Linked DNA regions of Mus musculus: region 1 is linked to region 2. Evidence: chromatin loops called from intact Hi-C (ENCODE). Cell type or tissue: left cerebral cortex. All regions are shown on one strand. Links, peaks and the distances in the headings refer to the core of each region. The heading gives the core; the rest is flanking DNA.

Evidence for each region. A loop is a pair of places that touch in the nucleus more often than their neighbours do. Peaks named below come from ENCODE experiments on the same cell type or tissue, not always from the same donor. Only the 100,000 strongest peaks of a DNase experiment are listed, where the experiment ranks them.
Region 1: it touches region 2 in a loop (3-fold over the local background); 2 of 42 quality-filtered maps call a loop at or near these places.

What each region holds. Positions count from the first base shown.
Region 1 is chr1:132,723,171-132,731,174 of GRCm38, reverse strand. All of the region lies in intron 1 of Nfasc (neurofascin), which reads left to right. It overlaps Gm10538 (predicted gene 10538), which reads right to left and starts at 1,822. Exons shown (of 3, transcript NR_045892.1): 1 at 730-1,822. In left cerebral cortex, for the core only: no CTCF peak of the experiment used is centred there; DNase peaks (open chromatin) are centred at 2,130 and 3,396; H3K27ac peaks cover 1,360 bases.
Region 2 is chr1:132,619,625-132,627,628 of GRCm38, reverse strand. It overlaps Nfasc (neurofascin), which reads left to right. Exons shown (of 30, transcript NM_182716.4): 9 at 6,006-6,117; 10 at 6,520-6,704. Among named protein-coding and RNA genes, the nearest start is that of Gm46157, 45 kb to the left of the region's middle. In left cerebral cortex, for the core only: a CTCF peak has its summit at 3,980; DNase peaks (open chromatin) are centred at 2,683, 2,963, 3,508, 3,812 and 1 more place; H3K27ac peaks cover 3,185 bases.

The DNA of each region.
Region 1 (8,004 bases), core at 1,435-6,434, 100 kb before region 2:
CAGAGACCCATTTAAATGAGCGTGTCATTTTACTAAGTGACAACCCTCGAATTAGACACTGTATCCTCATTAGAAGGAGGCATTGCATACCTGTGCCAGAGTTGGGATGGATCTGGGCCTTTCCCGTTTGAACATCCCGTAAACATAGCTCATCTCATGGGCCCGCCATGGTACCCCCTCGATGCATTATATTTCATAAGAGTTGTCGACTCTGGCCTTCCTATTGGTCCCTTCCTTGTCCCAGTGATGAAGTCTGGGGACCTCAGGAAGTCCAGCCTTCTCTTGAGAGTGTAAGGGTCTGCACATGGGCATTGTCCGAGGCTGGTGGCATACTATGAAGACAGTGCTCAGTCCTCAGGCCTTTCAGTATCTGTGACATGGTACCTTCTCAAAAGGTCACCAGCTGCCCCATGAACCCGTGCGCTTGACAGAACCACTGAACCTGTCTGATGTGTTTTGTCTTACTAGATTCACTTTTGTATTCTGGTAGTAAAAGAGAATGGGAGAGGCGAGAAGGAGAGACAGTCTCCTGGGCCTCGCTTTCACGTGTGATGCCATCAGGCTATTCCACCATGTGCTGCCAGTGCCTCACCCTGGGTAAGAACCATCAGGTTGCCTGTCTCTAGTATTGAGAGGAGGCCATGATATCTGCTCTCCTGTTGCCCACCTTCCTCGCTTCAGCTGCCACACCGATGCCCACGTCACAGAACACATCCTAGCAGAAGTTACCTTGGTTAAGCTGGTCAGCACAAGGGCAGGAGGGCCAGTTTGCATGGTCTGGTAGAGGGAGGCACCAGCTAGTCCAGGTGCCGGTTCATTTATACCTTTATGCCCGGGACAGTTATCTAACGTGGGACCTTATCAGGTTAGTGCCACGCTCAGGCTAATTTAAACGCTCTGACGTTCCTCACTGACGGGCGATGAGCTGTATCTGTTCTCTGGCTATCTTCTAATTTGGCTGGCTTTTCTCTTGGGTATCCTGTGGCAATCTGTGCCGAGATATTGGTCCCTGTATCAGGATCTGTAGGACGACATCTGGGACTTGCGGAAGTTTTGGTTGTGAGTTGTTTTGTGTGGTTTTTCAGCACAGAGGGTTGTGCGTGTCTGCTTCGGTAGCTTTTTGGCTAAAGCGCCACGTCTGTGGTGTCCCCAGAGTCTTGTGTTTCTTAGAACATTCTCTGTCTCTGATTATATGTGGCCAGCTTTCCATAGCAGAAGTAGATTTCCCAGTAAGCCTGGGGTACAAATGGGTACCCTGTTACCCATAGTCTGGTCACCTACGATTCATTCCATGTAAGACCATGAAGGGCAGTTTGATGGTGGAGGTCAGGTTTAGGTAATGACTTTATCGGCTACCAGTTTCCTGCACGGCTCCTGTACCACCTACTCCGAGTATTGTGGGACACAGCATTGAACCTACTGTATCCAGGGATGGGGATGAGTTTGGCTGACGACATCCAGGGCTGCTCCATGTCCTCTTCCACCTGGCTGTCCTCAAGCCTTAAGGTCATCGGTGTGTTGTTGTGCTGCCCTGACATTTAGGGGTGCACACATGTGCATGCTGGAAGTGCCCACCATTGGTCTGGAGGAACTGGGGCTTAAAGGAGACACATCACACAGCTCTGAGTGCTGTGTGTCTGGGCCCTCCAGGGAAGGTTTGGATGGCGGCTATGGGGCTGTCAGGGTTGGGGGCAGGGCTGTCCTCATTCTGAATCCCAGCTGGGACAATCACCTCTGACCATATCCCATGGTTCTTTTGTATTCCTGAATCCTTGGAATAGAAAGAGAAAGCTTTTAGATGACACTAAGAAAAGCTGGACCTGGGACTCCTAAGCCCTAGAACGCTCTAGAACGCTCTAGAATGCCCTAGAACGCTCTTTCTCAATTGTTTGGCATCATCTGGGGTCTCCAGATGCTGGCATTTGGGGACAGACCAGAAGGTCAGTGACCCCCTCAGTGATGAGAAGACACTCTGCTTGCTAGGACTGTGGCTCTTTTATTATTGGTTTTATTATTGAAAATGTTACTTAGATAACGAATCCCCACGCACTTGTAGAAAATGAGAGTGTGAGATGAATACCTTCTCGGTTCCCAGTGTTCTCCTCTTGCAAACCCAAACCCGGCAAACGCTCTCAGTCAGGGTGTGGACACTGGCGCTGTCTTCCAGATGCTGCCTTGCCCACACTGCTCTGTGCATTTCCCAGCCTGACATGGCTCTCCGTGGTTTCTCTGCTTCTCCCGATTTGTTTTTCCAGTCTCACAGGAGGAAAAGCTTGAGTGTCTGCAGTGTGGGAGCAGGGTCCTCGGAGTCAGACTGCCTGGTCCCCACCCAGGGCTCTAGTCATTAGTTGTGTGACCTTTAGCAAATGACTTCAATCTTCTCTCCTTTCATCTGTAAGCCTGGGAGTCCAATGCTGCTTACCCTTCGTGGAGTTGTTAGGATAAAAGTGCCTAAGGGCCACGAACCCTTTTACACAGTGAAAGTTAGGTTTCCCCACAATACTTCCTGTCAGTAGCTTCAGGTCCCGCCTTATAGGAGCACCAGGTGGCTTTGGTCGGCAATCAAAACTTCCTGGAGCCTGGGATAGGTGTTCAGTTGTGTGCCAGGCACCATGAGAATTACAGGGGGTACAAAGAGGCAGTTCTCACTTTAAAAACTTTGTACCCTCATTGAGGAAGCGTTCCCGGCTTTCGCTTACTGTACAGATGGCTCCCTAGGCAAGATAATGAAATATAAATGCAAATGAGTGGTTCCCACCCAAGAACTCCTGCAGTTTAGCAGACACTGAGAACATTTTGATCGGTGGCGTCTGGAAAGACTCCGAGGGGCATTTGGAGTGGAACCTTAAAGGTGGGGGGCTCTGACTCCGATCCCAGCGAGGACACAAAAGTCTTAATTTCCTTCATGCTGGCTACGCTCACAGGGTCAAAGGATGGAGAGGAAGACGGGATGGTTCTTTTGATTTTAAACAGAGGTCAAGGATGGATGAGAAAATGACCTAAGAAAGACAGTTAATGAAACAGAAATAGAAGTGAGGTGTGTCTCAGGACGTGGGTATGGAGTCTACTTCCCATCATTTTCTGTGATCTAAAGCTATCTTATTCCTAGGCCATATCAACTTGGTACACTAAACCATGGTGTAATTGCTACCAAAACACAGCCCAGAGCATTGGTCATCTGTAGAGCATCCAGTATGTGAGGCAAGCCCAGATCTTGCCTGTGGATGTCTGTCTGTCTGTCTAGTGTGAAGCAGACCTGTGTTTCTAAATGGGGGATGGAGACCAATCACCCCATGACAGACTTCTTCCAGTGACTAAGTCCCAGAACACCATGTGACCAGCACTGTACTCTCCCAGTGCTGGCAGGGTCCCAGGGCCTGGTCTCAGCAGCCACGGGACTTGGTAGCCAAGCCTAGGAAGAGCCCATTGTTTACTTGCCTCGCTCCTGGCTGTGTGGCTACTGGCTAGCTGGCTTGTTCATTGTTGCCTTTATGGAAGCTGCTGGGAGCCATATATTCAGCCACAGCTGGGCAGTTGGCACTTGCTCAACTTTTGCTATAGAATTTTCAGTGGTATTTGTAAAAAGGCCTCTCTCTCTCTCTCTCTCTCTCTCTCTCTCTCTCTCTCTCTCTCTCCCTCTTTCTCTCTCTCCCCCTCTCTCTCTCTCTGTGTGTGTGTGTGTGTGTGTGTATGTGTGTGTAGAAGAGAGAGAATAGCAGGCGTTAAGCCTCCTAAAAAGATAAGACTCATCTCCAGTAGCGTGAGTTCTAGATCGAGAGAACTCAGTATAAACTGACCATAATTACTTGGTCTGACCACCAGGATTGGCGACAGGGGTATGCTGAGGCCAGGCCCTTAACCTCTCCATCCCTGGATTTTGTCAAAGCAGAAGCAGCAGCATTAGCATTGGTGAGACCGGAGAAGGTCAGCTGCAGACATTCAGAGCGTCCCCTGTACAAGGCAACGTGCTATGTGTGTGCTGAAGGTACATGCTGTCTCACCCCGCTCCACCTTTGATATGCAGTCAGCAGCCCTGCTTGAGTGGCACATCACATAACTGAAGTGTGGAGACCTGAGTGGCTTTTGCCTAGTGTCACTCAGCTAGGAGATGGCAACAGGGGCTTGAGTTAAGATCTTCTCAATCAGAGTGATTCTGATATTTATTCCCCTGAGAAGAATCTTCCCAGCCAAGGGGTCTACCCTACATTTGTTTCTTCCTGCTAAGTCTCAGAAGGAAGACCAGCCTCGCTGGAGGCTTGGGGACACTTTGGGATCAAGTCCCTCGTTTTACCTGGGGGGAAGTGAGTACAAGGAAGGGACTTGCTGATACTGAGCAAAGCCAGGAGCAGCCCCAGCCTGCCTGGCTTACACACCAGTGTTCTTAGCCATGTGTTGCTTTGCTCTGTTTTACAATGCTGGAATCCAGAGTCTGAGCATGCTCAGCCCATCCTCTCCGGGCCCCAAATGCACTTGACTCCTCCATGGCCTTCATCTTCTGGCTTCTAGCTGCACTGTAGAATCAGTATGCACTGTCACTACTATTCCAATGTGTCACAGCAACAGTAAACTGCACAGACCAGTAGTGTTCAAAATATAAAAGTCAGATATGACATGTGGAGATTAGAGTGTGGGGCTGACGGCAGGGATATCGCTGGCCCTGTCAAGTGAGTGCTTACCTATGTCTGTATTGATGTCATGCCTGTAGCTTATTTGGGGGGGGGGGGCTGCTTTTGGATCAAAGCTTACAGGGTAGGCATCCCAAGTGCAGTGATGCAGCCCACTCTCTGGTTGTTTCTGATGCTGATAATGGCTTCCTCAGGTCAATTCCATTCTTTTATAAGATGTGCTAACATGAGTGCTCAGCACCTGGGAGAACTGATGTGTCTTGTCACTGCTGATACCGTTCATTGTCCAGGACATCTCCCTCTCACTGTCCCAGACACGGTCAAAACTGTGCAAGAGATGCCTCAGCAGGCTGGGCTATGGCCCACAGCTTTAGCTTGCATGCAGGTCACCTGTGGGGCTTGTTGGAGCACACATATGCCCACCTCAGTCTCTTAAGGGTTGGAGCCCAGCACGAGACTGCATTCAGATAATGATCCCAGGTGACACCAACTCTGCATGTCTAGAGTCAGGACCAAGCTCAGGTCCCCTGACTCCCAGCTCTGTCCTCTGCCCCTGTGATGCACTGGTCCTCTGCTCTCGGAAATGCCAGCGGCTGAAGGTGCGAACCTCCTTCCCTGAAACTGAAACTGTCTCAACTCAGGGGTGTGGGCAAGAACAGTCAAGGCAAGAGTCTGGGGCTGGGAACCGGATCCTGCCCCTAATGAATTCTTTCCTGAGACTCGTTCACACATTCAATTATTTATCCAGGAAACCTTTACCAAGGGTTTTCTGTGGGAAAAGAGGTGTTCCTGCCTCAAGGGCGCCTAGGCAGACAGGCAGTCCGCTTTTCCTGCCTGACCTGGTGATATGGCCACACTGTCTGCTGCCCCCATGGGAAATGGGACCATTCTTTTCTTAAGGGACATCTTGAGAAGAGAGAGCTCAGAGCCAGAAGACTGCTCTTAACCCCCGAGCCGTCTCTTTCCTTGTTCACCTGAGGAATCTCTCTGCATGCAGGGTGTAAGGGGTGTGCAGAACCAAGCAGTCCCTGTCCCGTACATCCCTGGGGACATCTTACCTGCTGCCCCCTGCCGTGTGGGATTTCATAGAGTTAAGGAGGGGCCTGACACCACACCTTTCCCAAATGTGTTTGAACACGGTGGTTACCACTGTACTCATTCGGCAGTAGTTATTACATTAGTATCAGGCTGTTTCCAGTACTTTAAAAGGTGACAGTTACATCCAAAGTGGACTTTCATCTCTTGGAAGTAAATATCTTTATTAGAGATGTACATGTTTCAGAGACATGTCTGAAAACATTCACAGCTGCAAATATATGAGTTTCCAGATGTGGGTATGACAGAAACTTTAGATTATTTTTATCTATTAATATCTGATAAAACCATTAGAGTGTAGTTCAACCCTTGAGCCTGGTGTGATAAGACATCTAAAAAAATTTTTTTTATTTTTAAATCTAGTTAACCTGAGACACATTAAACAGCATTTGCTTTTCCTAAATGGAAGAAAAGTTGAAATTTGCTTTTATAGGTATAATAATTATTAATAAATATGTTAAAATAATACTTCATAAAAATAAAAAATCAAACTATTTTTTTTCCAAACTGATCTTAAACAACATTTTAAATATAAGATAATCAAAGTTATCTACATATTTACACTTTTAAATTTAAGAATGGCACATTAAGCTTGTAATGCCAACTCTCAGGAAGGTGAAGCAGGAAGATTGTAAGCGTATGATTAGCCTGGGCTACCCAGTGAGACCTTGTCTGGCCTGGGTTACATAGTGAGACCCTGTCTCAAAAACAAACAGGGCTGGCAAGATGGCTCTGTGGTTAAGAGTGATTGCTGCTCAGTCACAAAGATGGATTTGAGTCTTAGCACCCATGCAGAGAGACTCACAAATGCCCGTGACTCTAGCACCAAACGACCCTCTCTGGCCTCCATGAGCGTGCGCACACACATGTGCACAAACATATACAGAGATGCATGTACATACTCAAATAAAGTAAGTATTTAACAGACAAAACCAAAACATACACAGTTTCCAGGGTAACTCAAAGATGAAAAGGTGAGAAACGTCAGAGAGAGGTCTCTGGACACTCCTGGCTCTGACGTTCTGGGTTCTAAGGTCCTGAGGGGACTGGAAACCCTGGGGGATAATTGTTTGGACAGGGACAGGGACACACTGTCAGCCTTGAACTGTTGTTGGGAATGAGACTGGACATGCTTTTTGGGAACTCATTTCTCAGAGAGCAACTTTCCCTCCGGGCTAGCAGAGAGCTTTCTAACTACTAGAACATTGGCTGTGTGAGATGGGGGAGCATTAGAGAACTTGAGATCTGATAGTGCTGACCTCAGACAGAAGGTGGAGAGAGCTGCAGTGACCACTTCTCCATCTTGGGTCTGCTGAAGCTGGGGCTTTGACCCTGGGATGAGGCTGATCTGTTGGCTCCAATGTTGGAGCCGCCAGAGACTCAGACCCAAGTGTAGCCCTTCTCCCCCTTGAAGCTCAAATTTCTGTAGTGAAATTTAGTCCTTAGATGGGTGAACGTGGGGCCTGGTCCTGGGTCTCCCAGGAGTACTGGTGTGGCGCCCTGTGGCTCTTGACACACTCCTGGACGCACCTCATTGAAATGATCTGGCATGGAGGTACCAGCGAGTGTAAGGTCAGCCAGCTGACAGTGAGTTACAGGATAACCGGGGCTACACAGTTAGCGCCTGTCTCAAAACAAACCAACAAAATAAAATCAAGCAAATTTTAGGTACTTTTGGGGTGGCCACAGAGACCTCTGGATAAGGACTGGGGTTCATTGGCAGGTAATAGTCTGATGGTCTGGTCTGAGAATTCCCCATGACTTGGTTTCAGGGCACACCTGGGTCTCTGCTAGCCTCAGTGTCTTCATCTCTGCCACAAGTCCAGTCCCTGTGTAGCTTCCTAGTGGCCTGGCTTGATCTTTTTCATGGCCGCAGTAACAGATGGGCAGCAGACTCCCGGAAGCCCACCTCGGATAATCTGTTGCTCACATTCGGTTCAGGAACAAATGACTTGATACAATTTTTTAAATGTACCTAGATTATCCTTCCTAATTTCTCTGCGGTTAAGACAGAAAACAAATGCTTTTATGTACTTGGGAATCCACATTGAAAGTGGCTGGCTTAGAATGTGCTTAGGCTCTGAGGGAAGCCGGCCTGGGCCTGACATTTCCTGCAGATAATTGAGGATAGCTTTTAGTTTCCATAATCACATTAGCTCGCACTTTTATATGTTAACCATCAATTTTGGCCATCTATCCCCCACCTGCACTCTCGGAGGGAGGGAGGGAGGGAGGGAGGGAGGGAGGGAGGGAGGTAAGGAGAGAGAGACAGAAACTGGGAGGG
Region 2 (8,004 bases), core at 1,577-6,576:
GCAAGGGAGATCTCCATGAAGGACCCAGCGGAGACTTAAGGGTCAATGACAGATGGATGGAAAGTGGACATTTGCATCACCATGTCCAAAATATCCGAGAAACAACTTGAAAGATGAGAGATTTGTGTCAGCTTACAGCCCAGAGCCTTTTGGTCTACCGTGGTGGGACGCAGGCACCCCATCACTATTGGCAGGAGTTGGAGAGGCTGTTCACATCACAGCAGACTAGGAAGCAGAAAACAAAGCAGGAACCGAGAGCCAGTTGTCCTTCAAAGACCCACCTCTGATTATCTACCTTTACCAGCTAGGCCACACCTCCTGAGCATCCCACCCATCACAACCTCAGCACCACAAGCTGAGAGGACCAGCCATGAGCCAGGGCAGGGGCGCATTTCAGATTGAACTGTCTGTCACAGAGGCTATTTGAGAATAGTTGAGAGTCCACCATCAGGAGGAGACAGGAAATCCGGTTCCTATTTGGTAGCATAAATAGCACAGCCAGATTTTCTTGCATTGACTCTTCAGTGTCTGGGTTTGAATCACCTGCTTTATAGCCTCTTTTTTTTTTTTTTTTTTTTTTCCTGAGAGTACTTTGTCACAGGCTGGTCCCAAATCTCTTTGAAAGCTGGAGAGATGGTTCCGCAGTTAGGAGCACTGACTGCTCTTGCAGAGGGCCCAGGCTTAATTTCTAGCACTCATATGGTGACTTGGACCCATTTGTAACCCAGTTTCATGGAATCCAACACCCTCCTCTGGCCTCTGTAGGAATCAGGCATGCACATGGTGCACAGACATACATGCTGGCAAAATATGCATAAAATAAAAGTAAATAATCTTTTTTAAAAGAGGTTTCTCTAGAAAATGATATACAGATTCCAGGTCCAAGTTCTCTCTCCGGGTAAGTATAAATGAAGTTGTCCAGCCATGTCCCCGACATCTGTGCCTTTTCTCCCCTCTGGAAGCACATATAAGCCCAGTGGCCACTAGCCACATCTGCAAATCGTGGCACGATCACAATGAGTTATAGTTCTAACGAGCCACAGCTGTCTGCTAGGTCTGATTAATGGGGGAACTGGCTATTTGCACACCTGAGTCTCCCCTCACTGTGGCTTAAGAATGCCTCATGTTCCTTGAGCAGCCATTAGGTTCAGCATTTGCTAGATTTGACAAAGCAGCTGGTCCCATTATCAATTATGCTTCTGAGCTGAGTTCAGTTTCCCAAGGGGATCTTTGGGAGCCCAGATAGGTAGGAATGTCTTTACTGAGGTTGCTAATATAAGCAATGAGCAGAGTCTGGAGTGGAGGATGGGCTGAGAAATGAGAGCCAGGGGAAACAGAGGTTCCAACTTGGCACCAAGCAGCAGGAACCACGCTGAGACTTACTGCCCAAGGAAGCAGGCAGCCTTTGTTGGATTCTGGGGATTGTTTGTTTTCAAGGTAATGGTGCCAACCACCACTGTGTCAAAGGCGCTGCTGTGGAATGTGCCCTTTTCTAAATTGAACCCCAAATATCTATTGTAGAGAGTACTCTGAAATCCAAAACGCATTGGAACCCTTAGAGATCATGTGGCTCAAGTTCTTTGCTTTGTGTAAGGCAGGGAAAGGTAAAGTTGTTTATCCACAGAAGATGGCTGAGTGATTTCAGCCTAAACCCAGCTTTTCTCCAGAGGTCAGAATTTTTTAGAAGAGAGTGAGAGTCATTCAGAACTGTGAAACCAACAGAGCTCACATAGAGATGGAACCTTGGTCCTCGGTCCCCACCAGGGCAGGGCTGGCATAGCCTGAAACTCTGGGGAGGCTGTAAAGGACAACCGTGCTGAAGGTTTTAGAAAGAAAGAAAAACCAAGAAAGTAAGGAACTCCTTCCTGGGTCCACAGAGCTCCTAGCCAAGGAACATCATCAGCGACAAATGTCCAGTACATACCTCTCTTTGGCTCGAAGTATGATATGTCTCTTTTCTAGAAGAAGGGCCCCCCTGTTCTAATGATCTGCACAGAGTTGACATCCTCTGGACATGGGTCAGAAGATACCTCCCCTCTGATTGGCAGAGAAAGGCACCTGGGTTTGATTCCATCCAGAAAGCAGGTGTTTTATAGTGTGTACCTGGAGCCACACTGTCTCCAATCAAATCCAGTCTCCAGGACATGCCACCAGGTGACACTAGGCAAGCCATTTAATGCTTCAAAACTTCAATTCCTTCATCTGCCAAACAGGTGGATTACTAGCCTCAAAAATGGTTGTAAAGGTTAAAGAGGATCGTGACCCACAGCTGCTAAGCTGCAGTACACATTGACAATGTTAATATAGAACCCAATGTTGGATTTAAAGGAGGAAGTTGTGTGTGGACTGGATTGTATGTAGGCCATCTGTTTCTAAATTAAGGGAGACACGGAGACTTTGAAGATAAGCCGGGGAGAGAATGGCAGGCACACATACAGGAGGAGAGCTAGTCCACAGGGAGAGACATTAGCGTGCACCAGAGAAAGGAAAACCGCCCGGTTTTCCAGCTCTGCTAAGAATTGGGTGAGGAGAGAGAGGCTGCAACTATTGCAGGCAGAATTCAGATTAATTCTACAGAAGTTTCCTAATAGCAAGATACACCAAATGTTTCTAGATCAAGAGACCACACACACACACACACCTGCCCCACTTAGGGGCCAGAAAGAGGGATGGGGTGCCAGGAAGCCTGTTTCACGTGTCTCTGGTTCTCAGTTCTGAGAACGGAAGGCAGCAGAGAGAGCTGGATGTAGGATCTAGCTGCCACAGAATGCTGCATTTGGCAAAGGTCCCCAGATGCATCTGAGGTCTTGAACCATATTCTGCTGCCATGTTCTACTCAGTAAAGGGAACAGCTAAGTCTGTCAGCACTTTTGACTCTTTTTTTTTTTTTTGGTAGAAGACAGCCAGAAACTCTTTCTCATTTGACCCTTTGAAGACAGTTTGATTATAGTGGGGTCGTGACCTAATGTCCCCTGACTGACCATCTGGCTCTGGGGATCCATGAGTCTTCTCTGTGCCACAGCTTTCAAGAGCCACCCTCTGGCAGATTTTCTTGAATTTATGCAGGTTTGAGCTTGGTGTCTGCATCCTAGGTTTTTTTTTTTTTGTTTTTTTTTTTTTTTTTTTTTTTTTTTTTTTCTTGTTGTTTTTTTGTATCAGGGTAGACCCAGCCTGAACTGGAAATGGGCAGAGCATCCCTGTCTCCAGAGTGAAAAGAGCCGTCCTAGCTAAAGAGACAGTTTTCACCACATAGAGCCTCATTCAATAGTTACCTTCATCTTTGTAATTACTGGTTCCTGTGTTTCCCCCAAGGAAAGAAACCAGGCACCTTCCCTGGGGAACACAGGCTCCCAAGGTCACCAGCCAGATCCACTACCTTAAGTTTTCATGACTCCCTCCTGCACAGCTGACATTTTTCTAAACCTCCCTTCAGCGCCAGCCTTCTCGTTCCCCTGTAAAGCCGCTAGTCATCGTGTGGGAGATTCCCGTGTCCCTAAGAATCCAGCGGAAATGCTCTGGATCTCTTCATTCCCCTCCCGCCCCTCCCAGGTTCTTGGCTCTGAGCTTATTCCTTGCCTCCAAGGAAAGCGGGGATCTTAGATGCTGAGAATAGCAAAACAGACCAGAGCAGTTCACAGAGGACCAAACGCCCTTCTTCACCTCTTGGCCTTGGGATTTTGGGTTTCTTTGATTGGAATTGTTAGAAACATTGGGAAACTGCCTGTGAGAAATGGGGACAGAGTAACATTTCCAGCTTCAGACTCAGCGGCAACCATGGCAACACAGCTCAGAATCCAAATCTGAACCTGTGAGCTTGGGCAAAGTCTGTTAACTTCATAGAAACTCAGTTTCCTTTGCTAAAAACACACAAGTGGTAACATTCATTGTGAGGGTTAAACACGCTGACACCGCAGACCAACCAGTCACAGCACTCGGCCCTACTTAAATACTTACAGGGCGGTGGTGGCTCCCTCTGGCTTGCAGGGTAATCTTTCATTTCCTTTGAACGAGGCTTGCTTTTCAGTCGCTGCTTCCTCCCTAAGATACTTCTGAGGATTGGTACCCCACACCCGATCCTGTGTGCTGCTGCTAAATGTAGCTTTTCTCTGGTCACACTGCTAGACGTCATGATGGCCAGAGCAGGGCTCTGGGCTAATAATCTTCCTGTTCCCCATCCTTCCTGCTTCCATGATGTGCTGCAGGCTGTGGGGTGAACTAAGTGTCCAGAGGCTCTCAGACGGGCCCCTGTAGCCTTTTCTTGTGTGGAATGAGTGTGGTGACTGAGATGCAGTCTTTTCCATGTCATTACAGGGTTCACAACTCTGGACAGACTCACCTACTTGATATGACCCTTCTACCCTGGAATCTCTCTGTCCTTTTGGTGCCCATGACTGTGTGTTTTTGTTTGTTTGTTCGTTTGTTTGGGTTTTTTTTTGTTTGTTTGTTCTTTTTGTTTGTTTTGTGACTGTGTGATGGGAGGAAGCTGCTGCTTCCTGGTTACTGAGAGAATGCTGCTAGGTCTGCAGGTATAGACAGTAACCGACTAACCACTTAATGGATTAACCCTGCAGTTGCCACTGTTCTATATGTGTATGCTGGCGTGATAGATGAAACCGTCGGGGTAAACTCTTGCCTCCTTTTTTTGTTTCTTCTTCCCCCTTTAACTTGTCAGCTCCACAAATATTTCCTGAACACGTGTCATATGCTATCTATTCTGTTGTGCCAGGAGCCCAAATACCTCAGTGTGTGTTTTAACGTTTCTTCCCCTGACAAAAGATAAAAGATAAATTCTGTGAGATGTTTCTCGATGGCTAATGAAGAGAAGCTGGGCATCCTCAGGGCAGGAGCCTCTCTGATTCATCCTGATACCTGCAGGGGCAGCCAGCTTCCGTAAGAAGCACGAGTTACTGAGCTTGGATGACCACCAGCCAGCCTTCACCCCTCCAGCAGCAGTTAAACCCAGATGGATGCCCTTGTTCCGACTCCAGGCATCCCCCAGAACTTCTAGCTCCTAGCAGCTCTGCCTGCCCCCTCCTTCCCACTTGTCTGGCTGAGCCTACGGCCCATGGGGTCTCAGGCTTATATTCGTCTTTCAGTCTTTATGTGTCTAAGGCTTCATGTGTTCCTCCTCCAGTTTCCTGTTTGACTTGGGACTTCTGGTTGAACATTAGTTTTTTTTGTTGTTGTTGTTTTTGTTTTTGTTTTTCTTTTACCCATTTCTACGGAGTTATACAAAGAGTATAGGAAACAAGTAAGGCTTGGTATGCTCTCCGTGGATGCACCCTGATTGGCATGGCCCCCTCCATGGGGAACAGTGTCGGAGTGTACACCACCCAGCCTCTAACACCTGTGTGGAAGGAAGATTTCTGCCTATCTCCTGGCTGCTCCAGCCTAGTTGAACTGTTGAACACCTTCCCCCATCCTGGCTGCCATTTGCTCCACCTGCACCCACCCCATCTCTTATGCAGTCAAGAGTGAGGAGCCAGAGTGGGCTTGGCCCCAGACAGTTTTCCAGTCATCTCTCCTCGTTCATTCTCTTTGTGTCTTTGCTAAGCCATTAATAATTCTGTTTATCTGGGGCCTTGCTGCTTCATTCCAGCTCCTTATCAGAGTCCCAGAGAGCAGGTGGCTTGTCCTGTGTCCCCAACCTATGGCTTCTCTTTCCTCCATGTCCCTGTCTGGGGAGGATAGATGGATGCTGAGATGATCTGGCCTGGGGGCCCCTCCATCCGAACACAGATGTCAGAGATGGACCTCTCAATGCTCCATAGTCCCTTCCTGTCCAAGAGGAAGGGAAAGGCTTCTGGGCTTCTCTCAGCAGAACCTGGAACTGGTTGCATACATGTGCTGGAGGAGCAGAGGACCCCCAAGCTTCCAAACAAATCAGATCCTTGGGGTGGCTTGAGCTAGAAGGACCCAGAGTGGTGACGACATTTCTTTCTAACCCAATAGTGTTGGCACACCTGGACTGGAGGTTCACAGAAGTTTGTTCTGTCCTGTTTCAGCCCGAGGAGTTGCAGAAAGAACGCCCAGCTTCATGTATCCCCAGGGCACATCGAGCAGTCAGATGGTTCTCCGTGGCATGGACCTGCTGCTGGAATGCATTGCCTCTGGCGTGTACGTACCATCTTCTAGTCCTGATCCTGAAGACGGGGTGGGCATCAATCCACACATTTTGGAGGCAGACCAGTATATAGGAAAAGGGAAAGCCAGCAGGCCCATGAGTAGAACACTATATGTCTATCGTTGACATCCCACTATAGTTACCTTTGCTTTGGGAAAAGAGAAAAAGTCAATGGCTGGGCTTGCTGCAGATGCATTGAATCACATGCTATCTTAGCTCTGCCTTTCTGTGGAGACCCTGTGGCCAGCCAGTCTCCTCTAAATAGGAGAGCCCAGGTTCTAGAGGGTATATACTTTCTTGCTGGGCCCAAGCCACTTTTAGGATGTCTGGATGTCCAACTCTTTAGAATACGTTCAGTAATGGGCCCTTTGCTTTCTGCTTGATCCCTGTACTAGCCCAACACCAGACATTGCATGGTACAAGAAAGGTGGGGACCTCCCATCTAACAAGGCCAAGTTCGAGAACTTTAATAAGGCTCTGCGCATCACCAATGTCTCTGAAGAGGACTCTGGGGAGTATTTCTGCCTGGCCTCCAACAAGATGGGCAGCATCCGGCACACGATCTCGGTGAGAGTAAAGGGTACGTTGTGTGTATTTCTCATTATGATTATGTTGCCAGCCCCGAACACCAATGTCATGACGCCCCTCCTGCTATGGCTGGGAAACAGAGGGAGTGGGGAACTTCCAGTGTCCTGGCTAATGACAGCACTGGGCTGCCATGGTGGTATCACTCCTGGGTGTACAACTGCACACATTCGTGGGCACGGAGACGGAGGGAAGGCAATTTATCGTGGTGTTTGCCCAGCTCTGGGCTCTCTCTGCAGGGAGATCCGTCCCAGAGCGTTTTCTTTCATTTCCCATCTGTGCTGTGTCGTCTTAGCCTGTGCTGTCTGTGTCCTATGCATGGCACTGTGCTGCTGCTTCAGGGTGGGAGTCACCATGGACCAAATCATTTTTAAGCCACTCTCCTCCCCTCAAAGCAGATACAGCTCACCTGAGCTGTCTGGACACTAGAGCTCCTGTCCCTGTGGGCCCCCGTTAGATGACAGGCTGTGTGGGTCATTACTCAGCCCAGGCTACATGCAGCCTGGGAGATTGAGGGCTGAGGCTGAGTACAACCTTCTCAGCATACAGTTGGCTGACCGTATGTCCTTGGCCTCAGCACTACACACACACACACACACACACACACACACACACACACACATGAGTGTGTTCTCATTTGTTTTGGTGAGTAACAAGATTTTGGAGCCTTTAATCTAGAAGTTTCTTTTCTTAGAAAAATCCACATGTTCACAAAAAAATTGTCCAAATAACGGCAAAGAGTGAACCACCAAGAATGACTCTAAACAGAGTTCAGTGCCTAAAAGAAAAAAGTTCAGGACTTTCCAGTCTTTTTCTTTTTCTCTTTCTTTTTCCTTTTCTTTTTCTTTTTCTTTTTCTTTTTTTTTTTTTTTAGATAGATGATTTTTCTTTCTTTTCTTAAGATTTATTTATATTTATTATTACTGTAGCTGTCTTCAGACACTCTAGAAGAGGGTGTCAGGTCTCATTACAGATGGTTGTGAGCCACCATGTGGTTGCTGGGACTTGAACTCAGGACCTTCAGAAGAGCAGTCAGTGTAATCTTAACTGCTCAGCCATCTCACCAGCCACTTTCCAGTCTTATAACAACAGAATCCCAAAGTGACCAAGAGCAACGACCCTGACTTCTCAGAGCCTCAGCCGCATGGTCCCTTGACAACTCGGCTGCAGTAGGTCTGGATCCCTAGCATCCCTGCCTTTTAAACACCCTTTGGAGAATTCTAAGAAGCAGACTCTGCTCTGTGGGCTCAGCTAACCAGCCACCTGCAGGCTGGGTTGAGCCATCTTCCTGAGGG